Regions from separate parts of the Mus musculus genome. Here all the other regions are linked to region 1. A link is a loop called in an ENCODE intact Hi-C map of the cell type or tissue named here. Cell type or tissue: gastrocnemius. All regions are shown on one strand. Links, peaks and the distances in the headings refer to the core of each region. The heading gives the core; the rest is flanking DNA.

What was found. Hi-C counts contacts between places; a loop is a spot of excess contacts. Peaks named below come from ENCODE experiments on the same cell type or tissue, not always from the same donor. Only the 100,000 strongest peaks of a DNase experiment are listed, where the experiment ranks them.
Region 2: a loop joins it to region 1, with 2.7 times the contacts of the local background. A loop is called at or near these places in 18 of 42 quality-filtered maps.
Region 3: it touches region 1 in a loop (2.3-fold over the local background); 16 of 42 quality-filtered maps call a loop at or near these places.

Annotation. Positions count from the first base shown.
Region 1 is chr14:23,043,987-23,050,903 of GRCm38, forward strand. The region is part of intron 6 of Lrmda (leucine rich melanocyte differentiation associated); the gene reads left to right. All of the region lies in intron 2 of Gm10248 (predicted gene 10248), which reads right to left. Among named protein-coding and RNA genes, the nearest start is that of Gm10248, 47 kb to the right of the region's middle. In gastrocnemius, for the core only: a CTCF peak has its summit at 2,593 (motif pointing left); a DNase peak (open chromatin) is centred at 2,594.
Region 2 is chr14:22,814,455-22,821,371 of GRCm38, forward strand. The region is part of intron 5 of Lrmda (leucine rich melanocyte differentiation associated); the gene reads left to right. Among named protein-coding and RNA genes, the nearest start is that of Gm30926, 17 kb to the left of the region's middle. In gastrocnemius, for the core only: a CTCF peak has its summit at 3,067 (motif pointing left); DNase peaks (open chromatin) are centred at 3,057 and 4,158; H3K27ac peaks cover 1,586 bases.
Region 3 is chr14:22,574,773-22,581,689 of GRCm38, forward strand. Lrmda (leucine rich melanocyte differentiation associated) reads left to right here. Exons shown (of 7, transcript NM_028275.1): 3 at 3,076-3,202. Among named protein-coding and RNA genes, the nearest start is that of 4930405A10Rik, 35 kb to the left of the region's middle. In gastrocnemius, for the core only: a CTCF peak has its summit at 3,610 (motif pointing left); DNase peaks (open chromatin) are centred at 2,911, 3,148 and 3,620; H3K4me3 peaks cover 380 bases; H3K27ac peaks cover 493 bases.

The sequences.
Region 1 (6,917 bases), core at 605-5,604:
GAAAGATTATGATATCATCTATGGAGAACCAGTTCACTTGGATTTTAATGGAGGGCAGACGGAGTTTGGGTCAGTGTGCTCAGGGAGGAAGCCCTTTAGGGGCTTGAATTACAACAATCTCAGTTGTTACTACATTTGCTTAATTTCGTCTGAGAGTTCCATCCTGCCCCTCCCTGACCTCTTTTCTAAAAACCTGGGTTTATTTTCAATAACTCCTTGGATAAATTTCAGCCCAAGGAAGCACACAGAACTGTAGAGAAAGCCCTGCCTCCACCTTTTGATGCTAGCCCTCGATGAGAACAGATCTGAAACCAAAATGTGAATGTCTTCTTAAGAGCACAGCCAGCACCCCTGTTCACACTCTGCCAGGAAACCCCACTTCTCAGGTGTGTTCATAGAGGGGCCTGGCAGCTTGGAGGAGGAGCAAAGATATCTGGAAAGCTGTTTTCCCAATTCCCCCTGCTCTGTACTTCATAAATCATGTTTTACAGGCTCACCCCCAGTCCTACCCCATTCTCTGCTTTCTTCTCCTGTTAATGCAATCAGCATGCCACTAAAATAAAACCCCAAAATGGGAGAAAGCTTGAATGTCCAAATATTGTGCATCTTTTTTTTTTTCTTATTTCAGTGCTGAAGTTTGAACTAAGGGCCTGATACTGTGCTAGACAAGAGCTGTCCCTCGCTTCAGTCAGTCATTACTTATCTGTTTTAGGTGCCATTTGTTTTCTGGCTGCTCTTGGGAAGCAAATAAAACTTCTATTTACTAGAGTGCAATACAGTAAGATCTTCAACTAGCCAGATTCTTTGTGTCTCTAACTTTAAATATGAATAAAAATGAGGGCATTTACTTTACCAAAGAAAAGGGCAGGGTGGGGAGGGGCCTTTAGGTTGTTCTAGAACAGACTTTCTTAAAGATCATTCTGCAACATTATCTGGGAATTTTCCAAAAGAAACAAATTTCTCGTCCCAGACTCAGACCCACTAAATTGGAAGTTTTGGGGATGGTCCCCATGGAGAGAAAGTCAAGGAGAACCAGTTCCTAGGGAGAGGACACCCAACTCTTTGGCATGTCAAATGTATGGGCTCCGAAGCACCCTTAGGCCATTGTGCTCAGTCCACAAATATCAACTTAGATATGGGGAGACGTCTCAGTGGGAAGCAAACCTGAGGAGTCATGTTCCATCTCTTAAGACAAGCATGCGTGATAAAGCCAGGCATATTGCTATGTACTTATCACCCCAGCCTAGAGAGTCCTGGAAACCCACTGTAGCTGAATGGGTAATCTGTAACCCCCCCCCAAAAGGCTGTCTTAAAAGATAGAATAAATTGAAAAAATGACAGATGAGGCTGCCTTCTGACTTCCATCACCAGTCTATACAAATTATTTGTTGAACACCTAAGATGTAGCTTGGGCTTGGTGGTGTGTGTGTGAATCTGCTGTCTGAACCCTTCTGAAGTCTGTGCAGAGGAAGGATGCTGTGTTTCTGAGTAGCATTCACTTCTCCCACCCCCACCCCCACCCCCATCTTACTTCCTGATTGTGTCATCCTCACTGGTAACCCTCAACTGCAGCCACTCTGGCAAATCTAGTGAGACTGTTGCTTTTATGGGTGAGAGAGAACTCAAAGTTTCCACTTAATCATGAGATAATAATCTAATTAATTAACTGGGCCCCACCTTTCCTTTGTGGCTGCTTTGTCACACGACTGTTACATTGAGAGAATGCCTAGAAAGAGGGCAGGAGCCCTGTCCTGCTTGCTAGGGCTTCTGCTGCACTCTGCGCTGTGTTACTTGGGGTGGAGGGAGAAGAACCAAGTAACTGGTTTTTGTCATCTTGGGTTGAATCCTCTCAATTATTTTCATTCCATGTGATTTTAGTTTAGAATGCCATTTCCTGGACTTTAAAACCAGGTTGGGCTTAATATCTGTGGAAGCTGCACATACCAATGTCTCTTAGAGTATGGGAGGTCACTCGGTTGCTGTTCTCAGTGTGAGTGATGACTCTGGACTAGATATTCTGAGAAGGGACGGAAGACACTCATTGGGTTTTAAGCAAGAAAAACCTGCCTTTAAAAAAGCAGCAGCCATGATTTCTGTGTATTGACCCAATGGTCACTTGAGTCAAAAAATAAAAATAACTTAAAATATGCTCCCAGAGAATGGTAACTCCACGCCAATGGATGTCACTTTTCTTTGGGGGAGTGCCCATGGTACAAGTGCTTTTTGTTTCCTTTTTCTAAGAGAGGATCTGTTTTTATTGGTTTGCATGCTTCTTTATATTTGTGCAGGTAGTATTTAAAAACAAAAAACAAATCCAAAACCAAAGCCCTGAGCTAAAACTAACCATGGCTGGTAAGGAAGACTAGTCCCCTGAAACGGAGGCAGAAGGAACCTAAATGTGTCATAGAGAGGGGGGCCTTTGGTAGCCTCAGTCCCAGATAGCCTTCAGCTCAGATTGGGTAAACATGACATATTGATCATTACAGAACGTGTAATTGGTGACCACAAGCACAGTGTGGCTTTAATGGCCTTCCCTGAATAGTTGCCCTTATTTATTTAAAGAAAGCCGTGGCTGTTTCCTAACTGCATGCTGCCCTCTAGTGGCTACGATTCTGACTTCAAAAGATGAAGTGGAAAGGATAAATACAGAGATATTGGGAGTGGTGGAGGGGGTGTGATTGTGTCTCTGTCTCTGTCTCCCTTCCTTCCTCCCTCTACTTTTCTTTCACCCCTCTACTTCTCTCTCCCTTTCCCTCTCTTTCCCCCTTCTTCCCCTCTGTACTTTCCTCACACACACCCTCTGGCCCCTGTCTCCTTTCTGAAAGATTTCTTCGTTCTCTTGAAACAGAAACATGAAGTCTTCCCACATGAGCACTGTCCATTTTGAATGACAGCCAGGGTGAGATCCATCCAGGAGCTGCTGGAAAGGCACCTGATGAACTACACTTGATTTGCATCCCATCTTAGCGTGCACCTTGGAATCTAGCCCTTCTCACATCCATTATGCCCCTCTTGCTGGCCCACTCTACAGCTCCTTTTGCCCTCCGTGAAGAAGCAGCAAAGGATGAGCCAGTGTCCTGTTGGTGGTGATCTTTGAAGTTCTCGGGAGGCCCTTGTGCCTGTGAAGAAGACTGAACAAATAAATAATACACCTGAAAAATAAGCTATAAAAGCAGAACTTAGCATTATGTGTCTGACTAAAGAGTTCAGGGAAGGACAAAGTAATGCTAACAGCTGGGCGTAAGTAAACTGCTCTTTCGGACATCAGGAAGAAGGGTGTTCTCTGCTCTCATTTTTTATTTGGGACAGAACAGAACTGACAATGCAAAGGCAAATAAGTAAACAAACAAAGCTTGGCCCAGCAAGATTTACAAACTTATTTCTGAAGAGGGAGGGGACTTGTTCAAGCAAGGAAAGTAGATTTGGTCTCTTATTTCTACCATATCTCATTCTGATCAAAATTCTGTGAGTGGAGGTGAGAGATAGATGCTGGCTCCGAGGGTCTTTCATAGAGGGCCTGCTCATATTGCAAACAAATTGGAAAGGACATGTGAGCAAAGGCCCAGTGGCTCTCCTAACTAGGATTCTTAGTGGATACATGTTCTGTGATGGTTCAGAAGGTCTGGAGTATCTTTCACCTGGCCATGATATCCGTGGGCTCAAGGAGAGACAGCAGGGATGGTGCCTGGGCGTCTGATCAATGGACAAGGATGTCTAAAACTTGCATACACAAAGGGAAAACTGGTCTTGCTATGTAGAAAAAGTGTGTGTTTGTGTGTGTGTGTGTGTGTGTGTCCTCCTGTCCTCCCTTTCCTAACTCCTTTTCCTCCTAAGATGACAAGCCTCATTTCAACTGCCCTGGGAGCCCAGAGCATATTTCCTACAGACTCTGCTTTATGACATGTCAACCTGTCTGCTCACTCTCACCCTGAGTTGTCCAGCCTCCCTGGTCTGGAGGCAAGGATGCTTGCCCGTCACAGTCACCTCACTACAGTTAGAGCCTTTCCCCCTGGTGTTGTGCTTCCTTCAGATACAGGGTGAGGCCTGACATGGCCCAGCATCCGGCTGAGCAGGCTTCACAATCTAGACTCTCAAGGGATAGTTATGAACCACCCTTCAGGCCATCTCAGTGTTTGAGCACTGAGGCCAAGCACACATTTCTCTAAGTTTAATCTGAGAGGCTCTTTGTCTGCATCCTAACCTTTGAATTAATGGCCATATTGTGAGATCTGACTCTGTGTTCACTGTGTTTACAGAAAGCATCCTGTCATAACCCCATAACTTGAATCTTGTTTTACATCTAGAATGTCCACATTGGGCTCCAGGTGCTAAGAAACAAATAAAAGCTGTCCTTTAATTTATGATAAGCATTGCCAGTAGAAATAATCAGCCCGAGGAAGAACTGGCATCAATGGAACCTTGAATCTAATATGATTTGTCATAGATAAAAACACTGACCCGCGATTTACATCCCAAGATCTCGAATTCATAGGGTGGGATTAACCTTGGTAGAAATAATGAAAAAAATAAAATGAAATCAGCCAGAGATAAACATGGTAAAATGTGACCAAACTTTCCCAGACAGCTCAACCTCTCCTGCTGTAATTCAACAACACACAAATTTACTCTGGGAAATGGGGCTCTTACCACTAAATGATGGCAGAAAAGATAAGACGTCACTGGACTATATTCATAGTTTGCAAAAGCCGGTAGAGGAATATTACATGGGAATGAAGTCATACTCTTCTGAAAGTAGAAAGGAGAATATTAAGAACAGAAAATATTTGACTTGGTATTTAAGAAGCAAGTAAGGAGTTAAACTGTCAAAACAGAACTGTGCATAACTGGCACCTTCTCAAAGGAAAATTACCAGGCAAGTTTACACATGTTAGCACATGTAAGCCAGAAGCCAAAAATATCCTGCAGGCGAAGATGGCAGCATTCAGTGACCACCCCAACACAGTGGCAGAGTCTAGAATAAGCATCCCCTGGTGCTTCTCATTTGTATAATACTGGATGGCGTGTGTGGAGGTGGGTAGCCAAAAGCAAGGACAATGTCCAGTGCATCCTCCCCAGACATGGGAAGGAGAGCCAGCAAGTGTCCTTGCAGCCGTGGTACCCACACATCTTCAACTGAAAATGCTGACTACAAACCCAGATATCTGCCTCAAGTCTTAGCCTACTAGTTTGGGAAGGAGGGAAGGGTCACCCATTCCTTTTTGTCTGTCCCCTGGATCAAGTAGAAAGCTTGTTTGAATTCTAAGCTGGGATTCAGAGGCCAGTGGAAGACAGTATGTCTAGGCATGAAGGAAAGGCATGAACTTTCTTCTAGAAAAAAACTGCTACCAAGGATCCTTTCCCCTAGTTTTTTTTTTTTTTTAATCTCTCTTCCTGTCACTTTGCCTTGCTTATACTGAACTGTGTGCAGGTCCTATATGCCTGTCAGCCCTGCTAACTACCTCTTAGATCCTCAGGGGAGCCAGTAACATGTCATGTGGCTGAGGTCGAGGTAAACTGTAAGGTCAACTGTAAACTGCAGGCGTTTCTTCCTTTCCTAGGTACCATTTGACTCTTATGCAACAAAAGCCCAGGCCCATGGGGAATGGGAGCGTTCCTTCTGGTCCATGCCGTTTACATCTCTGAGAGTCAGAGAGCATTCACTTTCCTTTTGCTGTAGTCTTGAGGGGAAGGTATTGAGAATGAAAATGCCATCGGCATTGAAGAACAGAAACCCTAGCCCTTCCCACCCTGCCTCTCCTTTATTAAGGCAGAGATTTAAGCTGCCTACTTTTTTTAATGTTTGAAATGTAAGAAGGTCATATCAGAGGTTTAAGATAAAAGGGTACAGGGCTGGTGAGATGGCTCAGTGGGTAAGAGTACCCGACTGCTCTTGCAAAGGTACGGAGTTCAAATCCCAGCAACCACATGGTGGCTCACAACCATCTGTAACAAGATCTGATGCCCTCTTCTAGTGTGTCTGAAGACAGCTACAGTGTACTTACATATAATAAATAAATAAATCTTTAAAAAAAAAAGATAAAAGGGTACAGAACCAAAATTTCCAAATTTGAAAGGATCTGTTTAAAATGTTTATGCAGAGGTATATGTTCATGTATGTGTATGAATATGTATGTGTAAATTCTTAAATGTATTTAGCAGATTGCCATTGCCTAACCTCATCTGTACCACACCCTGTTAGGACTGGGTATTGGAAGTGGAGGAGGAAGGATATAGATTTACATAGTATCCCATGGTTATCTTGTTCTAGAAACTTCCACATTGGCCCAGAGGGACTCTACTGCTACATTTTCTTTCTCAGTTACTGGGCTTCTCTTCCTCTTCAGGACATGCCATCATTTTCTGCTAAGGCCGAATGACTCTGCCTCCAACTTTTCTTTTGAGAGATTAGAGATCTCGGTTCTGCCATCTTTGCCACTGTTTAGTAAGCTTCATGTGGTCAGATAGATCATTGTTAGATCATAGCCTCCTTGTCAGCATGGCATTAAACTCATGTTCATGACAAGAACATTTAACATGGTGATTACCACAAGTATCAAGAAGGTTAAGACTTAATTTTTCCATTTTACAAATTAGTGGTTTGATCTGCATCAGAAGCACACTCAGACGCGCTGATGGGGTAGTTAGGCTCTCTAGATGCGGAATTATGTCAAAGCTAGTGAGATGCAGGACTGTTGGTGGTCAGCACTCCCAGCCAGGAGTATGAACTCTGAGCTGCTGACACATCAGTAGGCATGCTTTCCACGGAGAGTTCAGACTCACACACAGTCCTATGATTGGTGCTATATTATTGGGATATGAGTACATGTATTTTAAGACCTAACAGTATAATTGGTCACATTGACCATACCTCTGCCATAGGAAATAAGGACCCAATGCCCCCACTTCATAAAAATAAT
Region 2 (6,917 bases), core at 1,169-6,168, 230 kb before region 1:
GCACAGTTACACCTTATCTACAGCCATAACTCAAAACTGCTTTTAGATGAAAATTCAGAGTCTTATTCACCAAAGCTGAATGCCAGCTCATTATTTTCTGGCATTCAGTAGTCCAAAAATAATGTCCGCGCATTAAACAGCATTCTCTAAAAAAGAAGGAAAAAAAGAAAAAGTTAGAACTGGCTAGGCACCAGGCCCATCAATTATACCCTGTCATCTTTAATAAGGAAGATATATCAGATGTCCTCTTGGAGAGTCTGTAAGAGCTCAGCCTTCTCTGCCCCCATTTAGAATGATCTGGAAACAAAAATGGCGGTGACAGAAAAGGCAAGGTTTCAGCTACCTCCCAGGACTAATCTGTTGCTCAAGGCTCGAAAGAGTTGGATTTTGTGTTCCTCTCCCTGGTATGGGTCTTGCTTTCTTCCCCATGCTTACCCCCCCTCCCTCGTTCAGAAGTGACTCTCCCATTTTGTGACGTCTGAGTCTGAGACACAGCCACTACCCCACAGCTGTCACAATAATTTGGGGAACTATATTCATAAGCCTCCAATAGAAAAGTAATTCGAAAATGTGCCTTCTGGTGAGATCCATCAAGTTTAAGGTCACATTTTTGGTTAAAAGGCAGACACTGATGCTATTCATTAAGCTGGGAAACGGCTTGTTTCCCACTAACATTGAAATAAACTCTGGATGAATGTGTAGTCATGCTGGCGCGTGCTCACAGAGGAAGCCAAGGGAAAAGGCAGAGCTGTTTACTTTGGACACGTGAAATCAACAGACTTTCAGGCCTTGCTTAAGACAGGGGCTTGAGAAGATTGGCTAAAACAAAAGAGGACAATTAGAAGCTCACTTGCTTCATAGAGAGACGATATGTGAAGGATCTGCAGTCTCAGAGTTAGAGATCCTCTTGTGCATCTTCAACCCTGGTACCTGTGAATAAGGACCTAACAGTCATGTAGCTTAATCCTCCTGCTGTTCTTGGGGATGTGTTTCGAGGAGTGAAGCAACGCACAATCTTTGGATCAGGATTTGGGCTAACTCAGTGTTACTCATAGCATACACATATCCTATGCAACCCCTTATAACAGAGCGAACATGACAGTTTATTTGCAGTGTCCTGTATGTAGTAATGGTTTCCTAACTAGTCGGACACTCAAGCAAAGATGCCTTGTACCTTAGTCACTTTTTTTATTTTAAATTCATGTGGTTATTTTTTATTGCACTTAGTTCTGTGTCACATAGGCCATTTCTGTGGAAGTGGATGACGCACACTGAGCACACCCCCTTTCTCACATCGATCCTCCCCTTGGTCTGTTGCACTAGTGAGTTTCTCTTGTACTTGCACACCATCTGTACATATATGATTGTCTGTATCTTTACAAACCTTGCGATCCACAAAGAAGAGAAAACATGCAGTACGTATCTTTCTGAGGCTGACTTATTCACTTACTGTAGCTACTTCAGTTGCATCCATTTCCCGGTTAATGGTGTAACTTCATCCTTTTTTAATGGCTTGAAATGTTCCATTGTGCAAGTGCTCCATGCTTTCTTCCTCTGTTCCTCTGCTGTTGGACAGATAGGTAGTTCCCATAACTTAGCTACTGTGAGTAATGCCACAGCAAGCACTGATGTGTAAGTGTCTGGATAATAAGTTTTTAATTCTTAAAAAATTGTATTCATTGGTGCATGTGGCTGTGTGTGTGTGTGTGTGTGTGTGTGTGTGTGTGTGTGTGTGTGTGATGTACATGTTTGAACATGTATCTTGCTGTGTACACCTGGACCAGAAAACAACTTGTAGCAGTGAGTTCTCTCCTCCCACCATGAGGGTCCCTCTGGATATTGAATTCAGTGTGTCTAGCTCAACAGCCAGCACCTTTACCCACTGAGCTGAGTCACCACCACCCACGGTGATAAGTCTTTTCACATAGAACTCACTCTGTAGCTAAGACTAGCCTTGAACTTTTAACAACCCCCTTCCAAAACTTTACCAAAGTTGGGTTTGTAAGCAGGAGCCACTATACCCAGCCACATTCACATTTAAATGGAACCTTTAAGATTTTCCTTCCTCATATAAAGATTGGGTTAACAATTTCAGGTTGGCCTGGCAAGACAGCTCAGTGTGGAGAGCACTTGCTACTCTTGAAAAGGCTCCTGCTTCATTTCCAGAGCCTCTGTCTGGTAGCCTACAACTACCCGTAATTTCAGCTTTGAGAAATGCAGTGTCCTCTTTTTCTCTCTGTGTGCACAGACATGGCATACATTCACACACACACACACACACACACACACACACACACACACAATATTTAAAAATAGACTAAGAGGCCATTAAGATTGTCCTTATCTGTTTAGATTTCTGTTTCATATTGATAACTTTCTGTGCATTTGAAAGTTTGAATTATCTCATTTAAAAAGCTTCCCAGAGACTCAAGAGATGGGTCAGGGGTTAAGGGCACTTATTGCCACTGCAGAGGACCTGGGTTCAGTTACCAGCACCCACCTGGCTGCTCTCAGCCACATGTTAACTCCAATTCCATGGAATCGGATGCACTCTCTTGGACTCCATAGGCTCCTACTCATACATGGTGTACATAAACCCATAAAGGCTCACACACACATATACAAATACATAAAAACATAAGTATTTAAAAATAAATACATTAAAAAGTTCCTAACCATAATAACTTTGAACCTCCAAAGAATGAAGTCTGAAATATAAATATGTTTAAATGAAATTGATAATAATTTTTTTCTCCTCTAATATCATGTTTACTTCATTCTAATTTACTACCAAACTTATATTTTGCAAAAGAGCTTTGAATACACAATTATTTCATACAAGGTGCAGCAGGTTGTCTCATTAAGCTTGCAGAGAATCAGGCCCCGTGTGATCCCCAGAAATATTCTTGCATCGATCCCTCATTAAAATGGCTCTTCTAAATTGTCTCCAATTTATCAATAGACATAAAAAAACTGAGCAGAATATGTAGGGAGGGCAAGATGACCTCAGACTTGAAGCTGAGCCAGCTGTGGCCTGTGCTCAGGGCTGTTCTGCCACCTGTTGGTTTTGTTCATGCATAGCAGGGCATTGCTGTCCATCACCATGGTCCATAACCCCCTGTGACCTCTGCCCCAGTTCATCACCCCCAAGAGAAAAGGAGAGGCCTTTGAGAGTTCCAGCCGCCCTACTTCCTCCATCATTCATTGCCTTGGCCACATGGTCCTTCTGTGATGCTGAAAATATATGGCTGAGCACATTAAGGATAGCACAAGCCCTTCCCTTCTTCTGGATTATTTCAGTTTCCTGTCATAAGGAAACCCAAGAAGATGTGTCCTCAGCGGATTGCATGTGACAGCGTCTGCTTCTATCTCAGGAATCTGAGGCATGATGGATAAACTGTCAGCTTTGAAGGATGATGTTTTCTCCATATTTCCATTATGAACCGGGCTGTCATCTCCTAATAAATTTCGTGCATTGGTATCAATTTATTTTTACAAGCAGAGGGCCTGATGTATTTGGGAAAGGCTCTGACAGCAGATCTGGCCCAGCTTGACAAGGCTGCTTCACCTCATTTTGGAAAACTACTTTGGTTCCAAGGACAGAACTTGACCCTCAGCCCTTGAGAAGGGGGGAAAAATAAAAATAAAAACCTCTGTGAGAGGAAGAAGGACACATGAGACAAGTTCCTCCTTTTAAGCCAAAATAAATCAAGCCTGTAGGACTACCATGACATAATATTATTTCCACGACAGCCCTACAAAACCAGATGGAAAATGCCATTGGCAGTGATTTGCTGAAGATGGCTAATCCCTTGCAGTTACACAGTGCATCTGTAGACTGATTTTGGTTATCACTTAGGGCCTCAGAGTTCAGTAAGTGAGATGTACGGTGCATGAAAGCACATTCATTGAGTAGGCACTTACACACACTGCAGGTGGATGCTGGGAAGGGTGAGAAGAGCTGTGCATGTTTGTCTCTTAAGAAGCTTAGAGTCAAGTTGTAAGGGTATGAAATTAGAGGAACACAAAGAAACCGTAGTTAATATGTTATAAGTGGTAGGAAAGATCAGTGTCTCCTTTGATACTAACTAATGAGGGTCTGCGTTCATTGTGCTAGTCCAGGCAGGGGCTATTGGAGGAACACTGCCTGGATTTCTGGCTCAGCTCCAGCGCTCCTGGTAACTCAAGAACCGGAATGAGGTCTTACTCCAATTTCTTAACTTGGTTGGTTTTCAGCTTCCTCTTCTATAAAACCAAACTGGGAGTTGTAACTGTAGGGTACTGCTGGAGACTGAGTGAGTTAATAAATACTTGGAAAGTGATAAACACAGTTATAGGCACAAAGTAGCCAGAAATGTTTACTGTATCTTGGTCTCCTCCTCCTCCTCCTGCTCTTCTTTTTCCTTCTGCTTATAACTATTGTTACCATTGTGTTTTATAGTCAAGAATAGTATGGCCTAAAGAATTTAAGTAAAAAAAAAGTAAAATCACACAGCCAAAAAGATCCTATCTCTAAATCTTGGAAACATTGAGCAGAGAAAATGAGGAAAACAATACACAAATTTTGGAACTGTCAAAGGTGGAATCCTTGAAGCTTAATTAGGTTGTTATTGTTGTGTTTTTTCTTGGGCCAGAAAATAACCCCTTTCCTTCACAACTTCAAACATGCTCCCTATGTTGTTACTGGTTAAAAGACTATATATATATATATATATATATATATATATATATATATATATATATAGTGTGTGTGTGTGTGTGTGTGTGTGTTGGATATATGTTTGGCAAGGCCTCTGTATAAAATGTATGAATATGTCATACATATACATAAATTATTATATATTAATTTACCTTATAGATATATAGAACATAGTTGGTAGAAGTTAAGCAAGCGTATATAATCTCCCAAATTTTTATCCAGCTGCTTGATTCTCTCAGACATTTAGAATGATTTGGGCCCAACTCTGGTATCTGCTGCCTGTATCTGTGGTTGTAATTGATAACAAGAGTACCTCTGACAGGAGTGCAGGCTGCTGTTTGTCCCTTTATCTTAATGAGCACATCACAACTTTAGTCATTCATCAATGCCAGCAGCTACTTTACCCAGTTGGAAACGGCTTTTGTATATCAGATGGCTATTTCTTCAGATTTTTGTATTATTCATAATTAATGGATATAGATACAGAACCCTATTGTGTTTAATCTGCATCATTAATATTTCCTCCACTACCTTCTTAAATTTAGCAAAACAGCAGGCCTATACATCAAACCCTAATCTGCACCATTTGGAAATTCTACCATCAACCCCACTCTGAGACACCAAAGTGATGTCACCAGAGAACTGGGAAGAGATGGAATATCCGGTAGCTGCAATGGACCCAAGTAAGCTCAAAAGCTCAAAAGCATAAATAATAGTGAATTTTGGTGATACAACTAGGAAACGATTAATCTTTCTATGTTCCTTTTAGATTAAGTTGTGGGTAAACACCAAGGAAGTTTCAATATCTGGTTCACAGCAGTTCCCAAAACCTTTGCAGAGGCTTGCTATTGGCTTTGGTGACTTGAAGAAGTCTGATTCCAACAAAGTCCTTTATATGATCCTCAAAGCCAAAACAGGTGTGAAAGACTCTTGTGCCTCCATAGCACTGTTAATCATTTTCTTATTAGACAAGATGACAGTTTTAGTTACATATCTCTACGTAAAACATGTTGCATCTTAGCATGGATTGAACTTCACTACAAATATATTACATGCTTTCCTACATATACGAAGTAAACCCAAGAGGAATGTCTTTACAGGTACCTGTGAATATTAGGTTTGCAGTACAGTGCTTCCACCCCTCCCTGGAAATCAAAATGTACTGCTCAAACTTCTAAATTCTTCACATACCAACTCTCTCTGACCAGTTATCTGCCCCCCTTTAGTCCCAGTAGTCCTATCTGTAAAATATTTCTAACAAAGCCTGTGCATCCCATGGTTACATCCCAAGCTGTAGAGATAGATGGAAGGAAGTCTATAAAATGGCATGTGACCACTGCTCAGGAAATATCGTTCCTACAGCACATGATGATGGTTCCCGGCTGATTGTATTCTGGTGTGTGTGTGTTACTTCTCGTGTGTATATTCTTATATGTGTGTGTGTGTGTGTGTGTGTGTGTGTTACATAAATGAGAGCTGTACCACGGACTACTGAGCAGCAGTACTAACCCCTACTCTGCCATATTTCTTTGGGTAGGTTATGATTATTTCTTATTATGAAGTTCTCCTTTTACCACAACTCCTCAGCCTGTTAATGAGCCCCTCCTTAACTGATAACTCTTTCTTGGTGCTTTGAGCAGTTACCTTCCTAGGTGCTATAAGACGTTCTTTTTTTTTTATTTTATTTAAAAAAAGTATTTATTTCATTTCATTTATCTTTGCTTCATATATATATATTTATTTCATTATTTTTCTTTTCTGTTTTATTAGATATTTTCTTTATTTACATTTCAAATGTTATTCTCTTTCCTAGTTTCCTCTCTGAAAATCCCCTATCCCCTCTCCCTCCCCCTGCTCCCCAGCCCACTCACTCCTACTTCCTGGCCCTGGCATTCCCCTATACTAGGGCATAGAACCTTCATAGGACCAAGGGCCTCTCCTCCCATTGATGGCCGATTAGGCCATCCTCTGCTACATATGTATTCATTGTTAATTTGGGACCTGGCTACCACAGATGTGAGCTCCAGAGTTCTGCACATGAAGTTGTATGAACAGTGATGGAGGAGTGGAATGGCATATTAGCCTGTGGCTGGCGCTCATATACTCTGAGAGTTACTTTGCAGAGAGGGTGTGTGTGGGTTAGGGAGTAGCTTAGCTCCAGGGTTAGACCAATTTGTTCTCTCTCTCCCCAAAGGTTTTACATAAGAGCCACATAGTC
Region 3 (6,917 bases), core at 573-5,572, 470 kb before region 1:
TCTCTCTTTCTTTTTTAAAATCTCGTCACTTTATATAACATTGAATATCTACCTGCAGGAATCTGGAATAGAGGAATTGTCACAAGAAACTACTTCTTCCTAATAATTTCTTTTGGAAAACAACAACAATAACAGTAACTGGAAAAAGATTTCCAAGTAAAAACTGAAGCCCTTTTCCACAGTGTGTTCACTGCCCTCCAGCAGACCATTGGAGTTGGAACTCCACAAGTCCTTCCCCTGATGTCTCTCCTTCGTGGTGTCCTGAACCTCCTGCCTCCGGCCCCTGGGCTCTCAATTTAGTTAAACACATCCTCGAGTGTACCCACAGCAGCCATGAAAACAGGACTTTATTCATCAGCATCCTCCCTCCCGCACTGCACAGATCTCCTTTTACTGAGCACTAGCAACATTACACAGGAAAAAAAAGAATCTGGAAACCAGACAAGAGACGCAGATTGGGGGTGGGGTGGGGGACTCTTCTCTGAGGTCTCACTCCCATACAGAGCTCTGATGTGTGTGGCCTGTACTGTGGAGAAAGAAGCAGCCTTGGGAGCGGGGCAGTACCCCTGTGGTGGACTGGCTTTGCCCTCTTCATCCTGCGTCATTTTTGTTTTCTGCCATTTAGGAGCAGTGTCGGAAGGAAGTTTTTCTTCTCCTTGCTGGTTGCCAACCCTTTGCTGTGTCTCATGATAAAAAACAAAACAAAACAAAACAATATTTACATAACATACCTTGGAACAGTATGTATCTAAATGGTGCCTTTGAGCAGAGCCCCATCTGATGTTGGTGCACAAAGAACTTATTAGCTTCTCAGAAGGCTTCCTGTTGAGTGGGGGTGGGTCTCCACTCTCCCTGTGGCAAGCAGGGCCCTGTCCCTGAAACAGTTGTGGCTAATGAGCTTGGTTCGCTGACTCCCGTGGAGAAAGGGACTCATAGCTCATTTGGTTGAGAACTTGACTTTTTATTCAGTATCTGATTCCCAGAAACCCACCAACTAGGCCTGATGGAGCATGCAGATATCTCCCAAACTGGGTGGGTTTAAGCAGGAAGGTCAGAAGTTCAAAGGTCATTCTTGGATTCATAATGCATTTGAGGCCAGCCTGGAATATATGGGAGCCAGCTTTAAACAAGCAGACAAAAAAAGCCAAGGGCTTCAGAAAGCCCAAAGATTCCCTGCCCACCCCATACGATTCCACCACACTCTTCCCCTACCCCCAGGTCTCAGGACAAGCTAATGGATGGCAAGGGGAGGCAGCCCTGAGCGAGAATACCATTGTCCTCTGAGGTGGGAGGCACACAGAGCCAGCAGGCATTCGGGATGCCCCAGTTCAGGCTACAGGGAAATGGAGGAGCCGAGACAAAGCTCCGTAGCCCACTCCTAAGCCCCCCAAAGGAGGGAGTTGTTTTGCTTCCCAGAAGCCTATGAAACAGGATGACCCTAAATTAAAGTGCAGGCAGTTTTTCATGTTTGCCTACACAGCACATAGCACTGACCTCAGAGCCCTTATGCTCTGGGCTCTAGAGCCAGAGTAAGACCACATGACACTGGACATTCAGATGGGAGCAACCAAAGATTTCATGAGCATGCTCTACTCCTACCCTTGGTTTGGGGAACCCTCTGTCAGAAAGCTTACCATGGAATCATGGGTACCTGGGGAAAGCTTCCCTGCTAAAGCCCATGGCCAGGGGTGCACACAGAACGCACACAAGGTGACAGGGCCTTAGCATTGGCACAGTCAGTAAACAAATATGTGGCAGACATTCTGGTTGGCCGTACTTTATAGACCAGCCAGGGACTGAATATGTGTCTTCCCTTCACGGCCCTGTGCCTCACCAGGCTCCAGCCGATGCAAGCTCAGCAGCATATCTCCTGGGCCTGGCTGGTGAGCAAGCTGCAAAAGCCCTGGGACTTTTGACTCCCTTTAATTACCATTTGTGTGTGCCCAGGCAAGCATCTGTGCACAGCTGCCTCGTGGTCCCCTCCACTCCAAACACTCCCGAGGGTCCCTCCCTCAGGTGAAGAGCTAATTTCAGACTACATGGGTAAAGGAAGCCTTCTTTCCCTTTCTCTTAGAGTATTTTTTATCTTTGAAACCCATGCTTAATCCTTAATGCCTTTTTTATTTACTGCCTTAAAATCTACACTGCTATACTCTATGCTGGGGGAAAAAAAAACCCACATTCCATAAATTAAAACTTCAGACCAGGGCTTTGAAGCAGAAATGCTCCCAGCCTGTCCCTACACAAAACCAAAACCAAGGAAAAAGAAATAATGAAAGAAGAAAAGGCTTTCTCCTCGGCCTGGAGTGCTTATGTAATTCCTCCCTGTCAGGCAGCCATAGGGATGCTAGGCAGTAGCAAATTAAGTGATTAGCTAAAAAGGAAAAAAAAGAAAAACAGAAAGGAAGGAAGAAAGGAAGAAAAAGGAGAGAGGAGAGAGGAGAGAGGAGAGAGAGAGAGAGAGAGAGAGAGAGAGAGAGAGAGAGAGAGAGAGAGAGAGAGCAAGCCCAAGGATGGGAGGACGTAAGGGGAGAGAAAAGCTGCCTTCCTGGCCGTTTCCCCTATGACTGTACATAGCAGAACCGCTAAGAAATGATACTTGAAGTTATATTTATTATTGTAAGAGGGGTATGAGATTTCTAGGCAGGAATGATGGATGACAGCTTAAATTTGTGTCCAGGGAATGAAGGTGAACTGTGACAGAGTTATTTATCTTGGGAATGGAGGTTAGGGTCAGCCCAGGCTGGGTGCCTGAAGGCACAAGACATTGACAAATTTATCCTGCAGGCCGTATCTGAAGCCCTTTGTTTTGGATCCTGGCTTCTCAATAAGTGACCCTCATCCTTCATGTTGGCAATTCGTGAAGGATGCGGTGAGTGCCAGCGGGGCCCCTTTCTCCCCCTCGCCCCCACCCCGGCTCCCTGCTACTAATTCTTGTCATTCACTCTGCTGACAGGCACCAAGCCCAAACTATTCCCAGTTCTGAAAGGGAAGGTTAAAATATTTATTTCGGCTCATAATGGCCTCTCTGATTTACTGCAGGATCTTTCCCCCCCCTTGCCTTTGTCATTGCAGGTCACTGGAAGGACTGAGTGCATTCAGGAGCCTGGAGGAGCTCATTTTAGACAACAATCTGCTCGGAGACGACCTCGTGTTGCCAGGGTTACCCCACTTGCACACCTTAACCCTCAACAAGAACCAAATATCCTTTTCTGGCACCCAGGACGTCAAGTCCCCGCAGTAGCCCACTTGCCGCCCAGCTCTACGAGGGTCCCATTCTGCCACCCCATACCCTTCTCCTCAAAAATACCTGCAAAATGTCAAATGAGTTTTATGTGTCAGCTAAATTAAAGTATGTGAAATACAGTCGGTGGGCAGACAAAGCGTTCTGTCTTCTGGCACTCGGGACACTTCAGAGTAATTTATTATAGGTCATTCATAAATGAAATGCACCGTTATATCTTCCTGTTGCTCCATTTTAGTGTAGAGATCTAAGTTATGGCTGCGAGGAAATCTTTTTAATAGATAAAAATAGAGAAAGAAAATAATGTCACGGGTGCCTGGGAGGAAAAGCTGCTTCTGTTTGCCTGGGCTTGTGTGGGAGGGCGACCTCTGGTGGCAAGCTGTGGGTAATGCCGCTAAGTTGACTTAGTCCTTGTAGACTTCTGGAATGCTTTTGGTGTAGGCTGGGGAAACAGTTCTGGATATCAAGAAGGGAGAGAGCTGAGGTGTACAGAGAAGTGTGAAGGTCAGGCCCTGTACTCCCCTTGTATGCAGCTCTAGGTGTGATCAGAGGCCTAGGATAACCATGGTGGGTTATGACCTCTTTTGGGTCGGTGAGTACCCAGCCTGGGGTGAGAATTAGGGACTAAATGCCCTGGCTGCTACAGTAAGGATAAATCAGAAGACTTCTCTAATAGCATAAGGTACACAGCATCTCCATTTGTTAGTGCTCTAGGTTACCAGGCACTAGGATAGCAGCTCCACGAGGGAGGGATTTCTGGAACCTTCCTATGGACAATCCGGCCTAGGTAGAATTCACATTCCACAAATATTTGTGGGATGAACAACATATTCATTTCTTACTACTTTCTCACTGAACACTCATGGGAGTCAAGTCCTGGGGGAATTTTAAGCACCTCACGCTTCATTCTTACCAAGTCCAATGAAGAGTGTATAGGTTGTTCCAGTAAACAGTGAACAAGATGAAGACCTGGGTTCAAGATGGAGACCTATGCCAGCATGTAGGATACTTTCAAAATGACTTATTAGCCTCCTGGTGCCTCAAGCTCTAAGTTAATATTTTCTTTATTCTGTAAAACATTGTCTCAGCTAGTTCTTGCTACTATGACAGAGTACGGTTGACTTGCCACTGAATTCCAACCACCAGCGAGTGTCTGTTGCTCACAGTCTGGAGGTGGGCAGTCTGAGGGCAGGGTCCAGCAGGAGATGGATTTTCGTGATGTGTCCCTTGCCTGTCCTTGCATTGGGGACAGAGCAGGAGGAGGGAAGGGGAAGAAGAGGAAATGTTCTTGTCTGCTCTTATCAGTAAATTAATTCATCCTTTCAAGAGCTCTACCTTTAGGACTTAATAACTTCTCAGGAGATTTGGAGTTGAAAGATTTGAATGGTGGGAGTGAGTTGTAAACAGTGCTTTACAAATGCGCCCCTTTATGGCCCTCATCCATGGGTGCTTTATCAGAAGTAGAGGAAGATGGCTTAGAAGTAAGTCTAATGTCATCATGTCATTCACGGTCCGTGTCATAATGACATTTAGTGGAGGTTTCCTTCATTAACCCTTTGCTCTTCTCGTCTCCGAGTTATTGTTCTGTGTATTTTCTATCGTCCTTGGCTGTCTCAGATGATCAGCTGGGCCATATGAGCAACTGGATCGAGGCGAGAAGGATTGTTCGACTGAACCTTAGATGATACCATTCATCCTTTGAGCTTCAGCCCATGTCTTGTGTCTCACATCACTGCAGGATATTCCGATTCACAGACTTAGTTTCATACGTCCTCTTGGTCACATGTAGCTGTGTGGCTTGGTACAAGTAAACTTCTGGGAGCCTGGTCCTCAGCTCTAGAGACAGCTTATTTCAGGGGTGGTTTAGTCTCAGCACCACTGAAACTGGCAGGCATCTCGGATTCCAGAGTCCTGGGAGATTGACTTTGTCTTTTGTTAAGTCCTTTTCCTATTCTGTGCCTTAACTTCCTTGAACGGTAGTGGTAATGCAAAGAGAGTTAGGGGAACAGCCTGGGAAGTCACTGTGTTGCTGAGAATCCAATTACATAGCTGCACTTTTATGACGCATCTAATTATCAGTGGATACGGACTACAAAGTGTCGTCTCACTCAGGTTGCTATGCCCCACTCAGCAAGTCATGCAATTTCTCTCCTCTTTTCCTCCCTGATCTACTGGTACTGTGACAAAACTCAGCTTCCCCATCCATTTGATCTGGAAATCGCAGTCTGAAAGGCAGGCAAAGGCCGACAACAGTGTATGCCATCCTCTTAGGCTAACCGCCTCTTACACTGGCCCTGCCTTTTCAGGTTAAAACTCCATACTTGTGAAAATGTCCCAGTTCTGCACAAGCGATAGGGTGGGCATTGCTGATGCTGTCCCAGGAGATACTCCAGACAAGGACAGGCTCTGCCAGCTAGCTCATGTAGCATAACGACCCACTCCACAAAACAATAAATGTTCTATGCACTTCAATTCTATGTGAGTCAGGCCTCAGCTGGATGGCTCTTCTGATAGACTTAGTTTGTGTCACTCAGGCAAAGATTTCTTTTCTTACTAGCACTAGATAGTCTAAAATAACCTCACTCTTATGTATGCAATTAGTGCTGGCTGTTGGCTCAGCTGCCTGCCTAATGGGCTGCATATGCTATCATACATGAAAGGATTGGTCCAGGGCATAAACCCTAGTATACATGTGCTTGTCAAATCCTGCTAGTATTATGAAAGCAACTTACACACCAATGCAAAACAATGTGGGAGATGACACAGGGGTTCATATAGAGAATAGCTCATTTCTATAGCTATCTATTACACTGGCCTTGCCATCTTGTCTCTATGAGATCTCTTATTTAGTTTTCACTATAAAGCATCTTATTGCCTCTCTGAACTATGTTTTTTATACATGCCAGACCTACCTGCACAGGGATTGTATCACACCCCCCCTATATCAATTAACAGTTGATGGAGTCCATCTACCCTGATAATGGCTAGGTTTGTGTCAAGTTGGCAAAAGCCAACCATGTTGTCATCCTGAAAGTATGAAAACCATCCTCAGTTGACTAATGTCATTATCACCAAAGGGAGAGAGTCCGGTGAACGTATTTCTTAGGCTTTTATACTTTACTGTAATTCTAATCTCATTCTGAGATTCTGGGAACTACTAATGATAATTCTCTTTTACTTTTTAGAAAACCCAGACTGCAAGCTTCTAGAAGCCACATAGATTGCCACAGGTACTGCTTCATCTAGACCCCACTTAGGCTGACTCCAAGCCCCAGACTCTAAAACTCAAAAGAGAAGCAATCCTTTTGCTAGAAGGGACTTGCATGTGGGAGGAGTCAGCTGTTAACTGTAATATTGCACAAGGTGGTAGTGGTGGTGGGGACTGCGGGAATTCTATCTACAGAAGAGATTCCGATGTCAAGACTCTCTCACATCTGGAAAATTTCTTGTCACTTTACCAATTAATGTAGCTGTCACATTTATATAGGTCTACCTCCCAACCCCCATCTTTGTTCTATCCCCTCTTTGTTCAAAGTAATTAGTCATAGGCCATAGACTTGAAAACCTACCCCTAGCCCTCTCTCTCTCTCTCTCTCTCTCTCTCTCTCTCTCTCTCTAGCAAGACTGAGGTTTTCTGTGTTGCTCTCAATCATGTGATCTCTCAACAGTCAAC